3 separate regions of the Mus musculus genome follow, and regions 2 and 3 are each linked to region 1. The links are chromatin loops, found by intact Hi-C in ENCODE. Cell type or tissue: heart. All regions are shown on one strand.

What was found. Peaks named below come from ENCODE experiments on the same cell type or tissue, not always from the same donor. Only the 100,000 strongest peaks of a DNase experiment are listed, where the experiment ranks them.
Region 2: a loop joins it to region 1, with 4 times the contacts of the local background. A loop is called at or near these places in 24 of 42 quality-filtered maps.
Region 3: it touches region 1 in a loop (2.9-fold over the local background); 15 of 42 quality-filtered maps call a loop at or near these places.

The regions. Positions count from the first base shown.
Region 1 is chr6:30,354,041-30,362,040 of GRCm38, forward strand. No RefSeq gene overlaps it. Among named protein-coding and RNA genes, the nearest start is that of Zc3hc1, 33 kb to the right of the region's middle. In heart, CTCF peaks have their summits at 2,922 and 3,947; DNase peaks (open chromatin) are centred at 1,776, 2,731, 3,911 and 6,301; H3K27ac peaks cover 3,102 bases.
Region 2 is chr6:30,208,711-30,216,710 of GRCm38, forward strand. Ube2h (ubiquitin-conjugating enzyme E2H) reads right to left here. Exons shown (of 7, transcript NM_009459.3): 7 at 2,579-6,373. The coding sequence ends at 6,249. Among named protein-coding and RNA genes, the nearest start is that of Gm31221, 35 kb to the left of the region's middle. In heart, no CTCF peak of the experiment used is centred here; DNase peaks (open chromatin) are centred at 2,431 and 3,661; H3K27ac peaks cover 550 bases.
Region 3 is chr6:30,300,312-30,308,311 of GRCm38, forward strand. It overlaps Ube2h (ubiquitin-conjugating enzyme E2H), which reads right to left and starts at 4,228. Exons shown (of 7, transcript NM_009459.3): 1 at 3,741-4,228. The coding sequence starts at 3,793. It overlaps 1700095J07Rik (RIKEN cDNA 1700095J07 gene), which reads left to right and starts at 4,304. Exons shown (of 2, transcript NR_166056.1): 1 at 4,304-4,778. In heart, a CTCF peak has its summit at 342; DNase peaks (open chromatin) are centred at 250, 2,650, 4,250, 7,600 and 1 weaker place; H3K4me3 peaks cover 4,792 bases; H3K27ac peaks cover 7,000 bases.

The sequences.
Region 1 (8,000 bases):
GGAGAGAGGCCAGGCAAAGCTCTCGGGCAGGCGCTTGGTGGTCTACTCTCCTGGGGAGCAGAGAACTTCATTCCTACCCCAAAAGGATGGCTCCCTTAAAACAGACAAGCATCATGGTACATACCTGTGATCCCAGCACCTGCAAGGTAGAGGCAGGAGGATGGAGAGTTTAAAGCTGACTACAAGAGAACCTGTCTCAAATATCAAAACACAAGGCAGGGTGAAGGGGCACAAGCCTTGAACCCCAGCTCGTGGGCGGCTTGGCAGGCAGAATCTCTGAGTTTGAGTCCAGCCTTACAGTCACTACATAGCAAGAGGCATGTCAGCCAGGCTTACAGAGGGAGATACAGACCCTGTCAGGAAAAAAAAAAAAAAAAGGAAGGAAGGCCGGGTTGTATGCCTTAAGTCCCAGCACTCTGAGTTCGAGGCCAGCCTGGTCTATGGAGTGAGTTCCAGGACAACCAGGGCTACACAGAAAAACCCTGTCTCAAAATAAATAGATAGATAACTAAAATAAAACAGGGAGGGGAAAAAACAAAAACAAAAACAAAAACAACCAAGAGAACAGGTTGGTGAGATGGCTGCTGTTATGACAAGGACCCACCTAAAGGTAGACAGACAGAATCAACTCCAAAGTTGTCCTCTGACCTCCACTCTTGTGCCATGATAGACCCCTCCAATCACACACACATCTTTTTTTTTTAAATTAAAAAAAAAAATTAGGGGCTGAAAAGGTGACTTAAGAGTTAAGAACAAGTGTTGCTCTTCCAAAGGACGTGAGTTCAATCCCATACGTCTATGTCAGACAACTCACTTCCTGTGACTCCTGCTCTAGGAGACCTATGGCTTTTGGCACACACACACACTCTCCCTCTCCTTCTCCCTCTCAAAAACAGAAGCAAAACAAAACAGCACCCACCCACATCACTTCCTGTTTCTTGCCCGACCTCACTCACGGCCCCTTTGGCTTTTTTTTTTTTTTTTTAATAGGACCTCATGTAGCCCATGCTGGCCTTGAACTCACCACTTATCCAAAGCTGACCTTGAACTCCTGACCCCTCTGCCTCTGCCTCCCGAGTCTGGGTTCACAGCTTTCCATGTTGGCCTTCTAGTGCACAGATGAGCCCTGCTATGGGTGCAAACATTCCCCTCACAGAGGGTACCCCCAGTTTTTCTCCTGCCACACCCTTGCCTCCCTAATGCACTAAATCCAAAGAGCTGGGGACTTTCTTGTCATTTATCCTCATTTTTAACGCCTCAAAGAATGTTTTCTAACTCTGTTGTGATTTTAAGACTGATTTTTTGAACCACGGCACCCATATTTGCCCTCCTTTTACTTTGAAAAATTCCTGGGCTAAGTTTATGGGAACTGAGCCCAGATCACAGCTGACCACTGAGGAGCAAGAGAGCTGGGGCCCCTGCAGACCAGTAAGGTTCAGGGAGAGGATGGAGGTGTGGACCGTGTGGTGGAAGGAGGAGGCCACTGCCCTGTTCATTCTATGCCTTTTACTTTGACCTGTGAAGTGATTTTTCCAGAGACTCTGGGATCCCAGCATTGTGCTCACCTCGCAGTAGGCATTAGGCCTTCTGGCCTCTGATCTGGGGTGCTCACCTGCCTCAACTGGCTTTCTGAGGGGAAAAGAGGCAGGAAGTGGTGCAGCTGACCAGACTGAGCACAGGGAAGGCGCTCCTGACTCCCTGTGGCCTGCTAGTCCAGATCCAGGCTCAAGTGGCCGCAGGATAGATGACTCAGGTAAGCCGTGCAGGCCAAACAGGCAGTGTCCACAGCCCAGCAGGCCGGGCCTATAATTAGCTTGCCTGTTGTCTTCTTAGCACCATCTCCTAAGGGTGGCCCTGCTGGGCCCTGAGCCAAGGCTGGAGGAGGCTGGCAAGAATGTGGTTATCTCACTTGGTGTTTGGTTGCCCAAGATGCTGCTTCCCGATGCTTCTAAAACTGGGCATCGAGCTGAAGTACCAGCACCTCTGCTGATGGGGGAGAGCCACTGGGCGAGAAGAATCCTTCCCATAGCAAGGATGAGCTAGCGAGACATTCTGGGATGTTTTTGCCTGAGCCCAGTGCCCATTTCTTTTCCTCAGACCCAAAAGTCCCTACAGCCTGGAGACACGGGTGGCCAGGTGTGCAGCTAAGGATTGCTTAGCAACCACGTAACAAACATCAGGTCCCTTAGCTCTTAAGCAGCCCTTTGACATAGACACTGACTACTCCTGCCCCTTTTACATATCAAGAAGCAGAGGCCCCAGGAGCTGGCTCAGAAGACAGACTGATAACAAGGGCATCCAGTATTTGAGTCCAGATGGCCAGATCCCGACTGACTCTGAGCTGGCTTGGCCACAACCTGTGTGCCGTCTTGGCTGTCACTCCCCACTCTGACCTTGGCTGAATGCAGGGAGTCAGGCCATAGTCTTTGCAACTTTGTGTCTGGTTCTACCGCTGGACAGGTATGGAAAGGGCACTGGGTGGAAGGCCCTCCCTTCCCTGGCCCTGGACAGCCATGTTTACTTCTGGTTGGGAAGTGTGGCTTCATAGGCACCTGACTGACCTGACGGGGTGGTAATGAACTCATGACCTGTACCACTGACTCACGGGCCAAAGCTGCTTCCCCACTCCATTCCTCAGTTTCCCCGGTGGATCAAGGGGCAGTAATGACCTCTTTGTGTTCCGTGCCGCCATGAATCGGGGTCAGTGAGCATCAGTCACACACCCTGGAATGCTCACAAGGAAAGGGTCATCTGCCGGGCCCGAGCTGCACGGTTGCCCGTGATGACATTGCTCTGGCCCTTGGCCCTGTGGCCACGTCCTCCAGGTTTTGTTACTGGCTTAACTCTGTGGGCTGGGTTTGGAGTGACTCAGCCTGAGTGTTGGTGACACCTTGGGAGGACTGGCGTCAGTGCAGCCATGTGGAGCAAGGTGGCTGCCAGTGGCTCGTCTCCTCTTGTGGCTTTCTCTTCTGGCTTCCCAGTCAGTCTGGTCTTTAGGCATTTCTGCACGCCTCTAATGGTGGATACAATGTCTCTAATGCTGGATACAAGGGATTAGCCCTGAACTTTAAGGAGAGCATCCTCAGGAGTGCCTTTAATCCCAGCACTCGAGAGGCAGAGGCAGGAGGATTTCTGAGTTTGAGGCCAGCCTGATCTACAGAGTGAGTTCCAGGACAGCCAGGGCTATACAGAGAAACCCTGTCTCAAAAAAAAAAAAAAAAAAAAAAAAAAAAAAAAAAAGGAGAGCATCCTCCACTTCTCTGGATCTTCACTAAATACATTCTCTTTCCTCTTCTCTGGGCACCCACCTCCATGCTGTCCATTTTCCTATCACTGGACTGGTCTGTGCTACAAAGCAGGCAGCCCCAACTTCCAGTCTACACTGACTTAGACAAGACAAAGCCAGATGCTGTGGCGAGGCTGGCGAGGTGGTGTCTGCCTTCCATAAGAGCGCTAGGGAGGCACATGGAGGTGGGTCTCTGTGTCTGAGGCCAATCTAGTCTAAATAGAGCAGAGGTTCTCAACTTGTGGGTTGCAACCCAACGTGGGAGGGGTTGTCAAGTGACCCTTTCACAGGGGTCACATAAGGCCACCGGAAAACTGGTATTTACATTACCATTCCTAAGTGTAGCAAAATTAATTAGTCATGTAAAAAGAAAAAAAAAATCACGAGAAACTGTATTAAAAGGGCCACAGCATTAAGAAGGTTAAGAACCACTGACAAAATTTCCAGACCAGACAAGGCTACAAAGTGAGACATTTTCTAAGACAAAACAAAACAAAACAAATCAAAACACCCGAAAAATGATGCAGAAATGAGGGTGAACCATTTGGAAAGGAGAGTTGTCGCCCAGGGCCTGTCCCCCAGTGATTGGTGGCGGTGGGTCCGTGGTTGTTTGAAAGGCAAGCTGGAGTTTAATGTGAAGCACTGGCGGCACCTAATGGCTCTAGTGGGTACTGCTAGTATTACAGCTTGACACTATAGCTAACCTGACCTTGAGTCTGGACTAAATACCTAAGTTTTTGGAAAGTGGGCAGATGCTATGGCTCTCATAAAGGGGAAGTTTTCTAAGTTTTCTAGCCATTTACTACCTCATACGTCACATTTTCCTGGATGTCTAGTTACCTACAGAACACAGATCACTCTAGTTACACACGTTTTTGACCCACATTAGATAAAGAGCAACTTAAAAACTCTGAGTATCATTCCACTATATGAATAAACTACATTACAATAATAGTCCTGGGCTGGGGAGATGGATCAGCGGGTAAGAGCACTGACTGCTCTTCTGAAGGTCCCGAGTTCAAATCCCAGCAACCACATGGTGGCTCACAACCACCCATAATGAGATCTGGCATGTCTGAAGTCAGCTACAGTGTACCTATGTATAATAATAATAAATAAATCTTTGAAAAAAAAACAATAATAGTCCTTTGATTTTTTTTTTGAGGCAATGTTTTTCTTGTTTTGTTTTGTAAGACAGGGTCTCAGTATGTGGGCCATCCTGGAACTATGTAGGACAGACTGGCCTCAGTACACACAGCTTCACCTGATTCTACCTCCTGAAAGGTGACATTAAATGCGCCCGCCACTGTGAATGACTACACTATTTTTTAGATCTATTTTCTGCATATGGGTGTGTGTTCTGCATGTATGTTGATGTGCCACGTGCATACTTGGTGTGAGAGATGACCAGAGGGTGTCAGGTTCTCTAGAACCAGGGTTATGGATCATGTGGGTGGGGAAAACTGAACTTGGGTCCATTTTAAGATCAAGATATGCTTTTAACCTCTGAGCCATTTCCCTGGCCCTTACAATAATCATTTCAATAATTTAAATGATAGTCTCCCAAGCTATACTCTGTAATCAATTACCAGATGTTTAGGTTATCTTCAATTTATTTCAAGTAGAAATATATAAACATTGTCATGCATATGTCTTGTCTTTTGTGGAACCTTGGCTAGACTTTGGATACAGATGGTCCAAACTTGAATGTTGGCCCTCATTGGCTAGTGACTTTGAGCAAAGTATTATGTTTCAGCATCCTCATTTGTGAAAAGGAATAGTGATTATATGGGGCTTTAATGATGAAGCTAGGCCTCGTGTGTAGGCAAATGTCTGAAAAAACGAGTAAGATCAGTTTTCCAGTGTCCTCCTGCTGAGCACTGCTCTTCCGTCCTCCCCACCTCCCTCACACTGCACGAGAAGCACATTCTAGACACAGCCTTGACTCTTAAGATGGCCACAGAGCTGCCTCATTTGTGGGGACTACAGTGCAGCTTCCTTTCTATTGGCTCTTACTGGGCTAGACAGGACTGGCCTGGAACTGAACAGACTTTGAAAAGGGTCGCGTGTGTGTGTGTGTGTGTGTGTGTGTGTGTGTGTGTGTGTGTGTGTGTGTGTATGTCTGGTCTTGACTTCTTCCTGAAGGTAGTGAAGGCCTTCCTGGTAGATAAATCTGGAGTCCTAGGCATTTTGGTTCCGACTTCTACCCCCTGGTTGCTGGTCACTTTCGTCTCTACAGCTCACTGATGTACTGGGTAGACAGCTCAGAGCATCGAGTACAAGGTCAATAAACGGATTAAAACACTCTGACCCTCAATCCCTGTGACCTCACTGCCCTACCCAGAGGCCTGTGCACGGTCTCCTGGTCCTCCATTGGTTTCAGCTACATGAATCAATTTAGTTAGGGAGGCACTGAAAAGAGAACATGGGCTAAAGATGGAAAGAACAGCCTCTCAATGAAGGGCTCAAGTGTAGCATTCTCTCCTAAAGGCATGGGTCAGCGGGCCAGATGACGGCTCTATAAAGCCAAAGAAAACCCAGAATAGGAAAGGAACTAAAAATAGTTAGGAAAGCTTGAGGAGGAAGCGTCTGAGCTCTTGGTGGTGGTCAGGCCATACAAGCAGCTGTTTTTGTTGCTGAGACAGAGCTGGGTGGAAAATAGTCAAGAGCTGGGTTGAGAAGCAGTCCCAGTTGTCTACGGGTGTGATGACCAAATGTGGAAAGCCCCTGAAAATAATGTCCCACTCGGTGAGTCTATTACAATTGGCTAAAATCTACAAAGAGCTAGGAAACTAGTGTTTTATGAGCCGTGGCAACACAATCCTCCTTTCTACCGAGGCAGAGCTCAGCTCAGGGCTTGGGAAAAGAGAATCACAGAGTCACGAGGCCTGAGTTATTCCCGGCTGCAAGGCAATGGAAAGAGCAGAAGGTTGGGAGGGAGGGACTGGAGTGTCACTGTCTGCCACACTCCAGCTATGACAGAGTGAGGGATCAGATATCTTCGAGCGTCAGTCTTCCCCTAGGCAAGCAAATCAGCTTGCATGAGACACCCGACCTCTGCCAAACAGAGGCTCCTAGAGGCTCCAGTGCCAACCCTGGCAGGTCAACCACAGGGCTGGGAGGATGGAGAGAAGAGAGTCTGGATGACCTTGACTCTCACTAGGGCTAAGGACAGTGAAAGAAGGTGCAAACCTGGGAAACAAAGAAGGGGGAACTGGGAGCTGTTACCCAGAAGACAAACAGAGGTTAGTCAGCATCCCATAAGACTGCCCAATAGAATTAATAAAGTGGGAAATCTTATAGGATTATTTTTGTGGGTAATAAATGTATTAGTCTGTTTTGTGTTGCTGTTAGAAAACACCCAAGACTGGGTACTTAATAAAGAAAGAAGCTTTTTGGTCATGTGGTGGTGGCAAACGCCTTTAATTCTAGCACTCAGGAGGCAGAGGCAGGTGGGTCTCTGTTCTACAGACTGGATTCAAGAACAGCGAGGGCTATACAGAGACACCTTGTCTTTTGTTTTGTTTCGTTTTTTAAATTTTTCAAGACAGGGTTTCTCTGTGTTCCCCTGGCTGTCCTGGAACTCACTCTGTAGACCAGGCTGGCCTCGAACTCAGAAATTTGTCTGTCTCTGCCTCCCAAGTGCTGGGACTAAAGGCATGTGCCACCACACCCGACGAGAAACCCTGTCTTAAGAAAACCAAAAAAAAAAGGGCTGGTGAGATGGCTCAGTGATTAAGAACACTGTTTTTCCAGAGGTCCTGAGTTCAAATCCCAGCAACCACATGGTGGCTCACAACCATCTGTAATGGGATCTGATACCCTCTTCTGGTGTGTCTGAAGACAGCTACAGTGTATTTATGTATAATAATAAATAAATCTTTGGGCTGGAGCGAGCAGGGACTGAGTGAGCTGGGCCAACCGGAGTGAGCAGAGGTCCTAAAAATTCAATTCCCAACAACTACAAGATTCACAACCATCTGTACAGCTACAGTGTACTCATATAAATAAAATAATAAATAAACAAACAAATAAATAAATGAGAGCTGGAGAGATGGCTCAGTGTTTAAGAACACTGACTGCTCTTCCAGAGGTCCTGAGTTCAATTCCCAGCAACCACATGGTGGCTCACAGCCATCTGCAAAGGGGTCTGAATCCCTCTTCTGGTGTGTCTGAAGACAGCAATCGTGTACTCATATACATAAATAAAAGAAAAAGAAAACCAAAAAAGGAGGGGGGAGAAAAGAAAGAAAAGAAAAAAGGCCACAGTTCTGAGGGCTAAGAGCACAGTCAGCGTTTCTAGTGGGAGACATGTAAGACAGCGATCCCAAAAAGCTTAGGGTTTCTCTGTGTAGCTCTGGCTGTCCTGGAACTTACTCTGTAGCCTCAAACTTAGAAATCCTCCTGCCTCTGCCTCCCAAGTACTGAGATTAAAGGCATGTGCTACCAACACCTGGCCTTTTTTTTTTTTTTGAAAGTTTAACCTTTTTTTGTTTTGTTTTAATTTGTTAAAAATCATTTTATTTTGTGTACATGTATGTGTGCAGTAAGCATATAACACCATCCACATATGGAAGAAATCTGTTGTCTCCTCTTCTGTGGGGCCTAAGGATTGGTTTCAGGTCAGCAGGCCTGGCAGGCACTTCTACTCACTAAAGCATCTCTCCAGCCCACCGTTTTGGGTTTTTGAGACAGGGTTTCATATAGCTCAGGA
Region 2 (8,000 bases), 150 kb before region 1:
CCTGCCACTTCATTCTCTAAAGACCAATCAGTTTAAGTCACACTCTTCTGTCAATCACATTGTGCCCAATGGCTGCTGCTTTGAAAACTGTATAAATACTCGCCCAAATGTGCTGTGTGGTCGTTCTCTCTCACCTCCATGTGTAGGACAACCCCAAAGCGCTGGAACAATAAATTCCTCTTGCTTTTTGCATGGATTCCTGGCTCTGCATCATTCACTCAGGGAGTTCCCAGTAAGCTACGCCTTGCCAGAGTCTTACAACAGAAGGCTCCAGTAGGTGCAGGCCATCGACTCTGTACTTTGAACAGCATGAGGTCATAGTTCACAAAGCCTTAAGTCCTAGGATCCAGCATAGTAACCACACACTCTCTCTCTCTCTCAGTTACGGCCCCAGGATGGAGGGAGGGCTGGTCTACTCACTGGAGTGCTCACAATGGAATCCTAAGAGGGCAGAACTTTCTGCATACAGGGCAAAGCAGTGGTTCTCAGCCTTCCTAATGCTACAACCCTTTAATACAGTTCCTCCTTTTGTGGTGATTCTCAGTCATGAAATTATTTTCATTGCTATTTCATAACTGTAATTCTGCTGTTATGAATCAATTCAAATATCTGTGTTTTCCGACCTTTGTGAAAAGGTCATTTGATCCCCAAAGGAGTTGTGACCACAGGTTGAGTGAGACCCATTGCTCTGGAGGAAGGCGTTTATGTTTCTCAGCTGCTATCAGCACAGAACTCTTTTGAAATCTGCAGAAGGGTTTCTTGGGTTTTGTTTTGTTGAGAGAGGATCTGGTCCTGGAACTCTTTATGTATAGCAGGCTGCCTCTGTGCTGAGATCTACCTGCTTCTGCCTACTGAATGGGCCGAGGATTAGAGGTATATAATGCCACCATGCCTGGCCCAGAAGGGCATACACACACACACACATACACACACATGTGTGTATATGTATGAAAAAAAATCTGTGTTATCTATTATGTGTGTGTGTGTGTGTATTTCCATCCCCATAGACAAGAACACAGCTCTGAACTAGATAGAGGGAACACTCCTTTGAGGTAACTTTAAATACCCGAGGGGTCAGAAAACCTTCACCTTTCCAGAGGTTGTAGCTCTGGAGATCACACCTCAGCCAGCCACAATGAACTATCTTGGGGTGTGTTTGGTGGGTCTAGGAGTTGTGGGTATCCTAAACCTTGTTTTTCTTCTCTGGTGGGTAGGGCACCCCGAGATTCCAGGGTTTCAGCACCTCAGTCCAGAGGGGGAGGGTCCTGTTGCCCTTCAGACTGAGAGAAGTTCCTAAATTGTCATGGTTTGTATGTCCTTGGACCAGGGAGTGGCACCATTTGGAGGTGTGACCTGGTTGGAGTAGGTACGTCACTGTGGGTGTGGGCATAAGATCCTCACCCTAGTTGCCTGGAAGTTAGTCTTCCACTAGCAGCCTTTGGATGAAGACATAGAACTCTCAGCTTCTCCTGCACCATGCCTGCCTGGATGCTGCCATGTTCCCACCTTGATGGTAATGAACTGAACCTCTGAACCTGTAAGCCAGCCCCAATTAAATGTTTTTTTATAAGACTTGCCTTGGTCATGGTGTCTGTTCACAGCAGTAAAACCCTAACTAATACATAAGTACAACCTCTGGGACCCCAACTGTCTAAAATCACAAACTTTAGAAACCCCCTCTCCTGGAAAAGGAGCCATGCCTCAGGAAAGGAGGACAAGGTTTTGACACCCAGAGGGCTGCTGAGGGTGAGATTGCTGTGGACTCCTCCTGGGGCTGTTACCCACATTTCCCAGTTCAGTCAAAAATGGGTTCTATGAACTCCCAAAGTCTCTTGGGTCTAAAAACTCCAAACCTGTATTAGGACCTTAGTGTTCCAAGTAGCCTTTAAAGGGGCTATGGTATTGAATCAGGTCTGCAAGGAAGACTTGCAGACTTCATTGTTTAGCCAAGGACTGAAGGGTACAGGGGCTGGAACTTAAGTAGCCCAGCTCCTACGGGATTCAATAGCTCTGGTTTCCAGGCCTTTGGGTAAGGGGCTAGTGAGGACCACATGTTGAACTGCTGTTTCAGGAGTGCCTCATTGCTCTACCTTATTCAAGGGACAGTCCCAGGTGTCTGGTGCCTGACCTGCTTCCTCTTGCCAAATTTCTGTTAACAGGCAGATATGAAGCTGTCTCGTGGAGACAGCATCACTATGCCTACTTAACAATAAACCCTTGTCTCAGGTCCTCTGACAGCTCAGGAGACTGGACGGTACTGCCACCTGCTGGCTGGTTAGTGCATGTGAGCTGTAATGGAATTGAAAGGCAGGGTTTGGTTCCTCAGGGAAGTTATCATTGGGCACACAGGCAGTCCAGACAGTGACCATCAAGTTCAGACCAAGTTCACACCCTCAGAGAGGACGAGGAGACCAACCCATCTGGGCTTTGCAGGGACAGCTGTGATGCTCACACCTCAGCCATCCATCTGCGGGCGGGCCCCCTTGGTTATTGCTGCCCGAGAGTGACATACTATCCTGATTTGCCCTTGGTTGTGTTGGATGTGCGTGGGGCAGCTGTGATAGATCAAGTTCAGCCATTTGCCAAGGTATATACACATTTTATTTAAAAAAGTTTACAGTTTTCATTATACACAACTATTAAGAGGTTATAGTCAGAAGAGGCAATTGTCCAGGTGACAGACATGCCCACTAGATCATCACAATGCAAGGAGGGCAGAAGGGAGGAGAGAGGGCAAGGAGGGGAAAGCGGTAAAAAGCTTAGATTTCAATTAAGGGCTGGTAAGTCCCTTTTATCTCTTCAAGTATCACACAATATGTACCAAATACAATCAGTAATTAAAGGCCATTTCTTCCCGCACCTAGAGCTGTGTAATTGCTAAACCAAGAGCCCTGGCCACTCCTCCCGTGAGTGGGAAGCTGCACACCCCTGGCCCCCAGGGGCCGCCTTTCCATCCAATTCCCAAAGAGCTGGTGGAGGTGTTCAGTGGCCAGAGGAAGAGGAACATGGATTCACACGTCCAAAGAATGCAGTTCTTTGTGCCCAATCAGAAATGAGTTGGTTTCACTCAGCAAGGCTATGACCCAGTTACAAGTTGACAAAACAAACTGCTAACTTTTGCAAATGGCTTGACTTTTCTGAGTCACTAAAACACAAAGGGTCACATGCCGCTTAAAATCCAATGCCAGTACTCAGAAACCTGACCCAGAGAAACTAGAGACTGGCAGAGGGTCTGTCATGATTCTCAGCCACCCCAAAGAGTGGCCTAGAAAATGCAAGTGTCAGGTCAAGGCCACCTAGAACTTCGGGGAGCCCTTTCCAGGGCGCAGTTCCTTTGAGAAGGGACACTCCTCAGGAGCCTAGAGCAGCCGGTTGGCAATTAGAACAGCGTTTGAAGTGGACAAAACACATTAGTGCTGGAGAGATGTTGCAACTTCTGATAACTCATTAATAGAAACGTCAGTTGAGGCTGCTCATCTCTCTCGAGAGGGCAGAGACTGCTGACAAAACAATTTCTAATGCCAGGGTCTAGGTTGGCAAGCACGGAACACAGCCTGCTGGCCCCGGTGCTGGGCTTCCAGGGGTGCAGGGGTGTGGCAGGTTTTGGGGCTGCCAAGTTGCAGCCACTTCACTCATCGGTGTTTGTTTGGCAAGGGCTCAAGTCATCAACGGGGGCAAAGGACGGCTTCCACTAGGAAAGCACAAGGCAGGACCTCAACAGAACGGTTAGCTGAATGGCGGGCAGACGACAGCAGCAGCAGCTGTGACTTACTGCCACCCCTGCCTGTTAAAGCAGCCCTGCCCTGCTGCAGATCTCACCTGTTTACTGCAGGGACGCAGAGCCCTCAGTCAGAACCAGGCTTTAGCACTCTCTCCTCTCCTTTGCAAGTATGAGTATGGTCATCTAGTAACTAGGAGCGGGGAAGGGCCAGAAAGCTGGCAAACCTTCTTAACAGAGTCACAGCCCAGAGAGCTGCAACATGCATAGAACCATACTGGTGCCAGAGTCGAGGGTGGGGTGATGTGGGAGCGGTCATGGAAACTCCAGTGCTGCAGAACCCAGTGACACCTTCACCATACGCCGAGATGGACACACTCTGCACTCAGGTCTGCACAGGAAGGAATGCTGTCTCTTCACTGGGGCAAAGCGGACCCGGTGAGGGTCAGGAGCCAGAGCTGCTCACACCCGTTCCCCAAACTTGGCTCTGGTTTGTTGTGTCTGTTTTGTAGTTTTTCCATCAATATCAAAAGCAATTATCTGGACTTTTTTTTTATTGAGGGGGAGGTAATCAGAATACTATTTTTATACAGTATTGAAAAAAATACATTTTTTTTATTGTCTGAACTCACAATCACCACCCAGCAGTTCACGCCTGCTCTAGGTAGCACCCACATGAAGGCTATAGCATGAGCAAAGGCCTAATCCGCAGGGAAGCAAGCTGCAGGGCCAGCAGAAACCCTCCTAATCACACAGAGGACAGCAGGCCACGTAAGCAGGTACACAGCACACAGCTAAAGCCACCTTTCAACAAGCCAGGGTGCCAGAGGACATGAACCAACCCCAGCACTACAAAACTGCATGTTCCCCAAAGAAACCTTTTGCTTCATGCCCGTAATTAACATAAAATAAGTAAATTATTTGTCTTTGTATTTAGGAAAATAATCACGCTAAAAGTTGTACTTTATATGGATTTTCAAAGGAAAGACTGATTGTGCTTTTTGAATTAAAAAAAAAGATAGGTGTCTTCCAACCTCATTGACTTAACCCTTGTGGAATATAGCACTTCTAAACTAAAAACACACATCAAAAGAAAGGTTAGTCCAGTGGGACATTCAAAATGTCTTCAGGTCTTACGATTGGCTACTTCTACTGTTCTGGTTTTGTCAAAAAGAATACAGAGCAGAGCTGCTGTCTACACTGTCTCCAAATTCCCTCCAGAGTCAGGTCTGAAACTGCTGGGCACACTGGATGGCATTTAGCCGGCAGCATGGGCCAGGCACCTCAAGCCATCTGACTGGCTGTTACCTTGGAGGGTCAAAGTGTCCCCTCAACCTGCCTCCGTAACAATTCTCGAAAGTAGTTCTTCCCCACCTCCGGCCACTTTGGTACAAAAACTTCCGTTTGTTTCAGCTGTTACCCATTGCAAATTTAGGATGTTCTGGGTCTCAGACGCCCAATCTACCCACTCCCGTAAGCAGTTGGCAGCTTCCAGGAGAACTAAGGCTGGAGGTCAAGGGTCGCACAGGGGCTCAAGCAATGGGGCCAGTCTTCCTCCATCTGATGGTCCACTGAGCCTTGTCCAGGGAGGAGACTGTCCCTTGGTAGGTGAAAATTAAATCTGTAACCTGTCTAGGTACAATTCACACAAATTAAGAAAAAAGAAACACAAAACAAAAAACCAAAACCGCGTCCAGTTTCACAGCTCAGTCCAGGCAATGGATCAACAGGCCCCGTGCTAGGATCAGATGTCACTCTTGTGTCTTCATTCCCGTCTCCTCCAGTCCTGCTCGCTCAATAATTCCTGCTGGATGACAAGCTGTACCCCCAAAAGACATGGGTTCAGGAAATGCTCCCCAAATGTTCTCCAAGGCAAAACCAAGGTGGCTGCAGGTCTGGTAGCAAGGAGGGCAGGAGTCTACCTAGAAAAATGCACTTAAATCCGAGTCAAAAAAAAAAAAAAAAAAAATCAAAAGCCCTAAGTCTCACTCAACTCGCTGCATCTTGCTGCTCCTCACCAAGGACCACTCAGGACTAGGGAGCAGCTGGCAAGGACGGAGCAGCCTCACAGGCTCTCAAAGCACGCGTCTCAACCCCTTCCTTCCCACTCTGGAAAAGCACTGTTCTATCTTCATCCAAGAGCTGGTAGATTTGGTTTGTTTCTTTGGAACCATCAATAAAAAGAAGCAAACTTTTCCTGTTTTCCTCATGTTTACCTATGAGAGTGGCAATCTCTTGACAGTTCAGTAGCACACAGGCTGACTTGGCCAAATGGACTTATGAATGCATGCATTCGGACTGCATATTGCTACCAAAATGGAATGTGGGAATATGCTATGCACCTCAGGTTGAGAAATGACCAAGAAATCAAGATCTAAAGGGTGATATATAATATATATATATCAATGCTATTATTCATAAAAACCTTGTTTAGTAATAAAAAAAATTGCTTTGTTTAAATATGAATATTAGAGTCTGCTTCTCATGGTTAGGAAATAATAGTCTTTCTGAAAAGCAGATGCCTTTTCTACTACAACTCCATGTCCTGGGCCTCATCTTCTGAGAAGTCAGACATAGAACTCTCCGATGAGCTGTCGCCAGTGCCCTCTTCCTGTTCCTTCAGGGCCTCTTCCGTTGCGTACTTCTGGATGTACTCTGCAAAGAGGGGTAGGGTGAAGAAAACACAGGGTGTGAGCGCAGTGACCCCAAGGTGCAAACTCACCTGCTCACCAGTGTCACAATAACGAAAAGCAAAGAAGGGGGACTCTGAAGAGGAAGTGACTTGTCTAGGTTGAAATGGGCAATCCACACTCTTACCTTCAGAAGAGCGGTCAGAGCTCTTAACCGCTGAGCCATCTCTCCAGCCCCAATAAACACTGTTTACTTTCCATCAAAATAAAGTGACTTATCTCGCTGACAGAAATGAAATGTGGTGACTCCACAGTGACTTATTAGGACACCCACCCGACAATGTTCTGCCTGACCCCTGGGCTTTGGAAGCAGACAGTGATAATGGTCTCTGTTTGCTCATCAGGAACTGCTGCTATGTGAGGCTCAGGGTCATGGAAGAGACCCTTGGTCACTCACCCAAGAGCCTAGGCCAAAGTGCTGGTTAAAAAGAATTTAAGAAGTGCTGAATAAACAACACATTTGTTCCTAAAAGCACGCTGTGTAAGTAAATGGCCAACACATACGACGGAAGGGCAGTGGTGGGAATCCCATCAGGGCACAAGCTGGACCCAGGTCCCTCATCCTCAGGCTGTGGGTGGTGCTGTTGAAGCTGCTGAGGAGCAGGCAGATCACACAGGTCTGCTGATGCTGACCAGACTGCACTGGGTCTGGGTGGGAACATTTCCCTGTTTCTTCAGTTTTGTTTTGTGAGACAGCAGTGTATTCTTGGCAGGTCTGGATCTTGCTGTGACTAGACTAACTTTAAAACTTGCCATGAGGGAGGCTGGAGAGATGGCTTAGCTGTTGGGAGCACTGACTGCTCTTCCAGAGGCCCTGAGTTCAATTCCCAGCAACCACATGGTGGCTCACAATCATCTGTAATGGGATCCGAAGACCTCTTCTGGGATGTCTGAAGACAACAACGGTGTACTCACTAACTTGCCAGTGTACCTCCAGTGCTGAGAGGATGTGGTGTGTACCACCACACTCAGGCTCTTTCTGAACGAAGTTTATAGACCTGAGACTCAGAGCCCTTAAAACCTTAACAAATGTAATTAAGATTTTTTTTTTCTTTTTAGTCGGGAGCTCATGGTTCTAACTTGAGTCCAAGGATAATTAGAACTTCTGACCTTTTTTGCCTCTTCCACAGTTCTCAAATGCTGAGATTATAGGCATATACCACCATGTCTGGTTAAAAATGTACTTTTTAGGTTGGAGAGATGGCTCAGTGGTTAAGAGCACTGACAGCTTATCCAGAGGTCCTGAGTTCAAACCCCAGCAAACATATGGTGGCTCACAACCATCTGTAATGAGATCTGATGCCCTCTTCTGGTGTGTCTGAAGATAGTTACAGTGTACTTTCATATAATAATAAATAAATCTTTGGACTGGAGAGAGCGGCGCCAGAGCAAGCAAAGGTCCTAAGTCCAATTCCCAGCAACCACATGATGGCTCACAACCATCTGTACAGCTACAGTGTACTCATATACATCAAATAAATAAATCTTTTAAAAAATGTACTTTTTAGAATAAGGAAAATGTTAAATTATATGCATGTGTGTGCACAGGTGCTGGAGGAGTTACAGGTGTGGGCTACCCTATGGCTGGCTAG
Region 3 (8,000 bases), 54 kb before region 1:
TCCCCATTATGATAAGATTCAGTTTTCTAGTTTAATTTTTTGAACATTTCTTGAGTCTGAGTACAGGTTTTCCTTTTTTTACCCCTTGAAAATACCCTTGGTTCTGTCAGCAGCTCAAGGCATCCCCAGCCCCCACCTCCTTTGTATGTAAACACACTCTTGTCACACACTCCCATCAGCTGTTTGGTAGCTCCACCCCTCCTCCTTTTCCGGGTAGTAACAGAGCAGCCAATGAGCTGCAAGGAGCTGTGCCTGCGGCCTTTTGCCTGCATACGCTTTTCCAAAACAAGCAGCTCTAGCCTTCAGCAGGGGCACTGGTTCACAGATAAAAGGCTCACCAGAGCTGTGCAACAGGGCGAGACAGTCACCCCCACCAACAAGGAAACCCATGTAACCTGAGCTGTTTGTTCCTCCACCAGGGACAACTTCAACCAATATTCCTTTAGGGCAAATCACGCTTAAGGTCACCAGAGTCCCAGTTCTCAGACAATCTAAATAATCAGTGGTTGCCGATGGAAACCTCAAAGGTGGCTAGTCCTGTGTGGCTCTCAAGGCTAGCAATCTACCTGGCTCTGGCAAGCAAATGGCTGCACTATCCAAGATCATTTTACAGAACCTAGGCTAAAGACAAGTGGTTTTTATCCCGCAGCACCCGAAAGTCATGTAAATCAGTTTCTAGGCTCCTGTGGAGGTTTGCACAACCCTCAGCTGAGGATCAGAAGAGAAACAATGAATGAGTCAGAGTTTCAGAGTATAATCGCCCAGCAGATTAAGTGCATTGGTGCAAAACACTCACTCCCTGCATAACTTGGGAGTCGGCTATCCTACCAACCCGTCACAAAAGAAATACCACTGGCTCTGAAAGAGACCGTGTCTGGCAAGGTGCAGGAAAGCAGTGACCAATTAGTAACACACCCTCTTCTCTCCCTACCCCCACACCGCTACTTTCCTACCATATAGGTTGCTGCCAAGCTATAAATCCTTGTAGTGTAATTATGCCCAGAAGACAGCCAAAAATGGGCTGAAACAGGAGACATTGATGAAACTGGCTATCAGCCTCTACCAAAGAAACCACGGAGGGACGACGACAAGTACCAGACATTCCTTCAGACCTTTTCTTTCTACTTCCTTACCACCATCTTTCATTTTTAATCCTCAGCACTGACAGGTGATTGTACCCATCTTACCAGCAGACTGAAGAATTCACTCTTAAATTTTTCACTAAGTATACCTTTCCCCAAAATTGTAAACTCCACTTGGGCCTACTGATGTGAATTCAACTGAGAAAGGAGACCATAAAATCTCTCACCTCCACAATACACACAAACATGCACACACAAAAGGAAATCCGAAAAATTTTCACTCCCAAACTACATTAAACCAGAAAATAAACTTGAAGTAGAGATAGCCTCTAGCTTTCAAATCAAAACTGTTATCCTCTTATCTCAGAAATCTACAGTTTTAAAGAGCCCTGCTTTCTTTGTCAGCAAGGGAGGTGGGGAAAGAACAGAAGCCAGTGCATCTTTGCCTTTCTTCATCTTCTACTAAAAATAAGCTATGAAATAAGCCACTTAGGGAGAGGGGGAAGAGAGACACCCCGCTGTTCTTTGTTTCCCTCTCCCTCGCTGCCCCCCCCCACTAGTCACCCCCCCACACACCCGGACTCCTAAATGCGGTAATCATTCTAGATGCCACAACTACTACGTGAACAAAAGGCACTGTATGGAAAAGGCATCAGGTCAAGTTAGGCCTCACTCTTTATCCTCAATCTTTCAGAAATCTATATATGAACGTAATTTGAGGATCTGACATCGATCAAAAACAGCTGGAATTCTCTCCCCCACTCCATCCCAATTATACATTAGGGTGAAATTTGCATTAGGTGTGATGGTAACTCTCAAACTCTCAATTCAAGACAAAAAAAACTCCTAAGTCTAGCACCATGTCATTTCCTAGTTTCTAAACAAAAATACCCCCCCAACTGCTTTGTGTAGAATGTACAGAGCCATGGTTACAAGTTTTCCTGCGGTATGAAAAGCCAGCATTCCGGTATCATTCATGCATTTACAAAACAATCACAGCCACAAACAGCCCATAAAAGAGTAGATGTCACATTTGCCTAGGTGTGTATCTAGCGTAATACTCTTTCTTACTGGCTTCACTCTAGTCCTTCCTACTACTGCCCTTCCCCCAAATTCTAGATTTCAAACCCTAAAACTTGCGAGTCTAACCACTATTCTTAATTTCTAGCCAGCTCTCCCCTGGGCAAAGAGAAAAAATACCTTCTTATTCTTGAAAAGATGTCACAAAAAAAAAAAAAAAAAGAAAGAAAATGAAAAAGAAAACTCTTGCCTAGGCAACTTTCCTCCCATCCCCCAAGTTAAAATCCTAAGCAAAAACTACTTTTAAAAACTTCAGCAAATTCCATAACTGAGTTTTTGACAACCACCACTGATGTTTAGGAAAAATAAAAAAATAAAAAACAGCAACAAGTAAGAGAAGGAATTACCTGAAGAATCTAGACAAACAACTTGAGTTATATAAACAAAATCCTGCAACGGGGGAAATGGTTGGGGGATGGGGGCGAGGCAGAAAAGAGAAACAGGAGACAAGACTTGTTAACAGCCTTTCACACACTACCGCCCCCCCTCACCCTCTCCCTGGGGATCAGCTATTTACAACACTGGGCTCTCACCCCCACCCTCAAAAAATAAAAACATTTTTTTAAATGCTCGATTTGCCTTAGGAACCTTCGCGAATTTCTCTACTGGTCATGCAAAAAAAAATCAGCCTGGATTCCAACCAAAACCACTGCCTGGAGGACTCTTATCAGTTACAGCTCTCCCACTGCAACCTCGGGTGTATATAAAGCTGGGGGAAGGGGTAGAAAATAAAAGGTGTCACTTGGCCCAGATCAGGGCAAGCAGTCCCCAAGAACCATATCCTCAGAGGGAGTTTTGCTCAAGTGGCTATTTTGTTCGGGGAGCTCCTTTCTCTCCTTCGTCCCAGCTGTCAGTTCCACAATATGGAGGGTGGCCTGCCTGCTAAGAGGGCCTGGGGGTCCTCACTGCATGCACTATGAGTGGGATAGGCTTTGTGAGTAGAAAGAAAAACAGGAAGGTTCTCCAGACCAGAAGGCTTAACAGGAGTGTCTGATTTAAAACACACGGAGCTCTTTATTACAAGAGGGGGCCCTGGGCAGGCTACTCTCTTCCTAATATAGAAAGGAATTAGGGATAAAGAAGGTTGCTTGAGTTACCCCAGTTTAAGCAGCACTGTGACTGGAAGGAACAGGGACACCCGAGAGAGAGAGAAAGAGAGAGAGAGAGAAAGGCTTCCCTCTCAGGAATTTCTATAATGAACCCATAAACCCAAAGCTAGCAAACAGGAAGCAAAGACCCTGAAGATGAGCTCCCGGTGACGAAGGAGGCGTCTAGTTATACCCCCACACACACCCCTAAGAAAGGGCCGTCTTAGGAATCCAAACGTCGTAGAGGGAAAGTCAGGGGCTGGGGGTGGGGGGGGAGTGCAAGGAAGGCGAAGAACAACGCACATCTCGGGGGGCTGCAGATAAAGGGGGACTGAAAAAGCCCTCGGCTCCGGGGAGGTGCCAAGGGGCCGCCGTAGGCACTGGGGGAGGGAGGGGAGGCGCGGCCAGTGGCCTGGAGTGCCCCGGAGCCCTCGAGTGGGCACCCCCACCCGCCCCACACGCAGTCCGAATTCCCCTCCATGAAGGATACAGCTTGACTACGTCCGTGTCCATCCGCCTCTTGCCGGGACTGGGGGATGACATGGTGTCGCCGCTGCCGCTGCCTCCCCGTCGCCTGCGCCGCCGCCGCCTCTCTCCCCTCCTTGGCCCGTCTGTCACGGGCTCCGGGCCCAGCTCGCAGGGCCCCGCGGCCTCGCCGGCTCCTCGGCCGAGGTGGCAACACCCGCGCGGTCCCGTGGGGTCCGCTCAGCCGCCGCCCCCCGCACGGGGGAACACCGGGCACTGCCCCGCCGAGTGGGGGCGGGGACCGAGGCGCCCGCTCGGGCTGCCCTCCGACTGAGGCTCCGCCGCGGCCCGGGCTGCCGCTGCTCCGCGCCGTGCGCCGCTCCCTCCCGCCTGCGCTAGCTCGTTCGCCTGCCCGCCCGCTCGCTCACGCTCTCGCCAGCTCCCAGCTGCTTCCTCCACAAGCCGACGACTCCAGCTCGGTCGGCCTCTCTACCCTAGCCTCGCTCTAGGCGCCGTGATGTCACCTCTGTGACGTCATCTGAGGGGCGGGGCGCCGGTGGGAGGGGAGGAGCATCGTCGTCGCGGTGTAAGCTTGTCAGGGGAGTTCTGGGAGATGTAGTTCCTCTTTCTCCTGCCATCGTGCATTCCCTCCGCCCCCTCCCCCAACCTCCTCACACACTTCATCGATCAACTGCCAGTGTCGTTACCATCAACATAAACGACGGTAGTAAATAATGGCAGTATGATTACATTCATACTTTATGTACCACCCTCTCAACAGTGCTGCAAAGGCTGTTTGGATATGGAGGAGGCCAAAGTGGCAATTACTCAGACTGGCGTCCAAATCTGGAAATTCCCACACCAGCATGTTCTCTCCACTCTGCTCCCTCTTCAGAGGGAATTGGTTTGCAGGGATTTAGACTACAGTAAGGCTTCCCCAGAGCTTGCAAACAGGGTTCATTTACCCTCTATGCAAACAAGGTCAACAACTCCGGAACTGCAGTAGAAGCAGCAAAGAACAGAAATAATTTGATACTAACATCCTCATTCTACAGAATTTGAGGTAAGTTGAGGTCCTTTTTAAAATCACAAAGGTGACTGATAGAAGCACCCTAAATAAGTTATAATGCAGAACAAAGACACAGTTCTGCCCTCTGAACTCCTATATCAGTTCATGACTCTGAGGATACAGTGTAGATGAAGATGAAATTTACACAGCTCTCCCAGAATGGACCAGAGTGTCAGCATCATTTGAGAACTAGGAAGGAATGCCTCTAGAAGGGCCTTAGGCCTACTCAATTAACATATGCAGTTGAACTAAGTTCTCAGACAGTTCCCTGAACAGTGAAGTCTGAGATATACTGCTCTACAGGGCTCAAAAGTACTGTAAACCTAAGGAGCAACAAGGTAAAAGAGGCAGAATAGTGCCAAGTATCCTCAAAAGCTTTATCTATTGTCTTTTCTCTATGACACACACTTGGACTTTGTCAGGTCAGGTACTGAGGGCTAAATTGAAGATCATTTGCTCCTATCTTTCTACCCTTCAAAATGCCAGCTATTTTTTTTTTTTTAGTTGTAACATACATATAAAATATACAATGTTAACCATATTTAAATATTCAATGCAACAGCAAAAAACCATTAAATATTGTGCAAGTATGACTAGTGCTCATTTCCTGAACCTTTTCATCAATCCAGACAGAAATCATGTGCCCTTAAAAGAATAACCCCTCCTCCCCATCCCACCAGCCCCTGGTAACTTCCACTCTATGTTCTGGGGAGAAAAAAAGACTATCCATTGCTTTCTCCTAGGAGAAATCTGTCAGCAGACGGGTATGAAAAGACTTCTAGCCACCTTTATCTGATCACTTCATTGAAGGAAGAAAACAAAACAAAACAAGATTTGTCTTTCTCACTGTCTGCACCAGACTCCCTAGGGTGTTATTGCCCCTACCAGCTTTCCTAGAGTGGCTCCCCCAGCCTCCTTTGCCTGATTACCTCCCTCCCCTGTGCTAAGACAGTGGTTTTCAAGCTTGGCCCAACACCTCAGAATCACCTGGGGAGCTTGTTAAGCTCACACAGAGTCCAGGAACTGCTGCTGGGAATTCAGAAGGTCTGGGGTGAGGCCTAAATAGCCTTGTCTTTAACAAGTACCCCGGATGTTTCCGATGCTGGCCAAAGTCAGAAAAGCTCTGCCGTCAAGATTCCAAAAGATGTCTCAATTTCGAGACACCTATCTGACTGTTAAGTGCATTTATAAAGTCCTATGCCCAAAAGGCAGGAGCTGTGTGCTCTCTGCTCCTCCACCACACACACAGTGGCACCTAGAGGACCTGTGGTCATTGTCTCTAAAACCACAGCATATATATAGAACAGACAGTCAAGGAAAGGACACTAGAGGAAGAAAGGCCTGGAGTTAGGGCTTAAAAATTCTACATGGTCTTTTCCTCCTCACTGATACAACTGCTGTGAGCAAAAAAACTTGGGAGACTAACCAGAGAAGTGTTTCATAACGGAAACTTGCAGACCACGCTGATGGTGGCAAGCCTGCTCCCTCCACAGGTAACGGAGGGTGAGCCCTGGAAGCAGTCTTAGCAAAGGAGAACCATGATGTCCTTTGGAGGTTGTTGGTGGTGGTGGGTTTTTGGTTTAGTTTGGTTTGGTTTTTCGAGACAGGGTTTCTCTGTATACCCCTGGCTGTCCTGGAACTCACTTTGTAGACCAGGCTGGCCTCGAACTCAGAAATCCTCCTGCCTCTGCCTCCCAAGTGCTGGGATTGAAGGCGTGTGCCACCACGCCCACTGTTTTTTTTTTGGGGGGGGTGGATTTATTTCTGTTTAATACATATGACTGTCTGCTTGCATGAATCCATGTGTATTATGTGCCTGGTGCCCTTAGAGGCTAGAAGAGAAAGAGTCATTTTCCCTGGAACTGTTGTTACAGGTTACAGACAGTTTTGAGCCCCTTTGTAGGTACTGGGGACCAAACTTAAATCCTCTACAGAAGCCGCACTACATCTTAGCTGCAGAGCCATCTCTCCAGTCCTAGGAAGTACTTTAACTCTTGGCTACTTAGGACTGATCTACCTCTCCCTGCTCTTCATTATGCCTCAGTAAGTTACTTATATCCTTCCTGAACCTCAAATTTCCTCATCTGTAAAGTATGGGCTCTGATGCCCTACCCAGATTGAGTGGCTTGATGGAGTTCAATGGAAAAGATCAATGTGAAAGCCTTAGATGTTATGAACTGCTTTCCACAGGGGGAATGGGAAATACTGATGACCAGGTGCACTATGGGAAATACTGATGACCAGGTGTAGTCTGGCACTAGTACTGGTCTTATGTAACTGTTACTATGCTCTTAGCACCCCATTTCCCCCACTCCTTATACACCAGTTATAGGAGGAGGTCATTCGCTTTGGGGAAATTGGTTTTGTTTACTTGCTTTTGAGGATGCTACAACATCCATTGTCTCTGTGGCAAAGGTAGGCAGGCACACATTTCCCTCTGGGTATTTTTGCCATTTGTTCTTTCCTGAATGCGCCTCCCCAAGTCTAACCTTCTTCCTTCCTGCTTCCATAGCTTCAAGGAACTCCTGAGCCTGCCCTTGGCTGAATAAGTTCAAATTTTTTTCCACAGCTTTGCTAAAGAAAACTGAAGTTACTATCGAGTCTGTTGGTTTGCTTTCCCCTTTCTCCCATGTTTCAGCCGTTCAGAATGTCAATAATTTACCCTAAGACAACACCAGGGCCTGGGAGTGTCTGTTTATACTTGTGCACTCGCAAGACGGAGTTCTGGAATGAGCGATGAGCTTCCTTATCAGGTACAGCCAAGGGGCGCCTGGGAGGGAGCAGCTGTCCGACCCTGCCTGACTCACCAGTGTTGCAATCTGAGAAATGGATTCTGGGCCTGTTTATCTCTGCCCCGGGGCAGGGCCAGGCTTGACCAGAGGGGCCTCTGATCTCATATGCAGCTTCTACAAGGCAAGAAATAAGCTTGAGAGAATATAGTGCTTCCAACGAGACACTAAGATGAAGCCAGGTTTTTGGCAGAGTGAGTGGAAGAGGCCAACAAGAAACTAAAACCATTTCTGACATGGCCTATTAATCCTTAAGGTGAATTTATGGTTGTCCCTACCCAGTGTTAAAATAGCCCCACCCCCATGCCCCCAACAGTCTCCTGTTCCCACGGGATTGTTTCTCAGAGAAAACAGTTCACTCTGAGCTAGCTCACTCTAATGACACATCGCAGGTCTGGATCCCTTCAGGAGGTCATCATATCTGCAG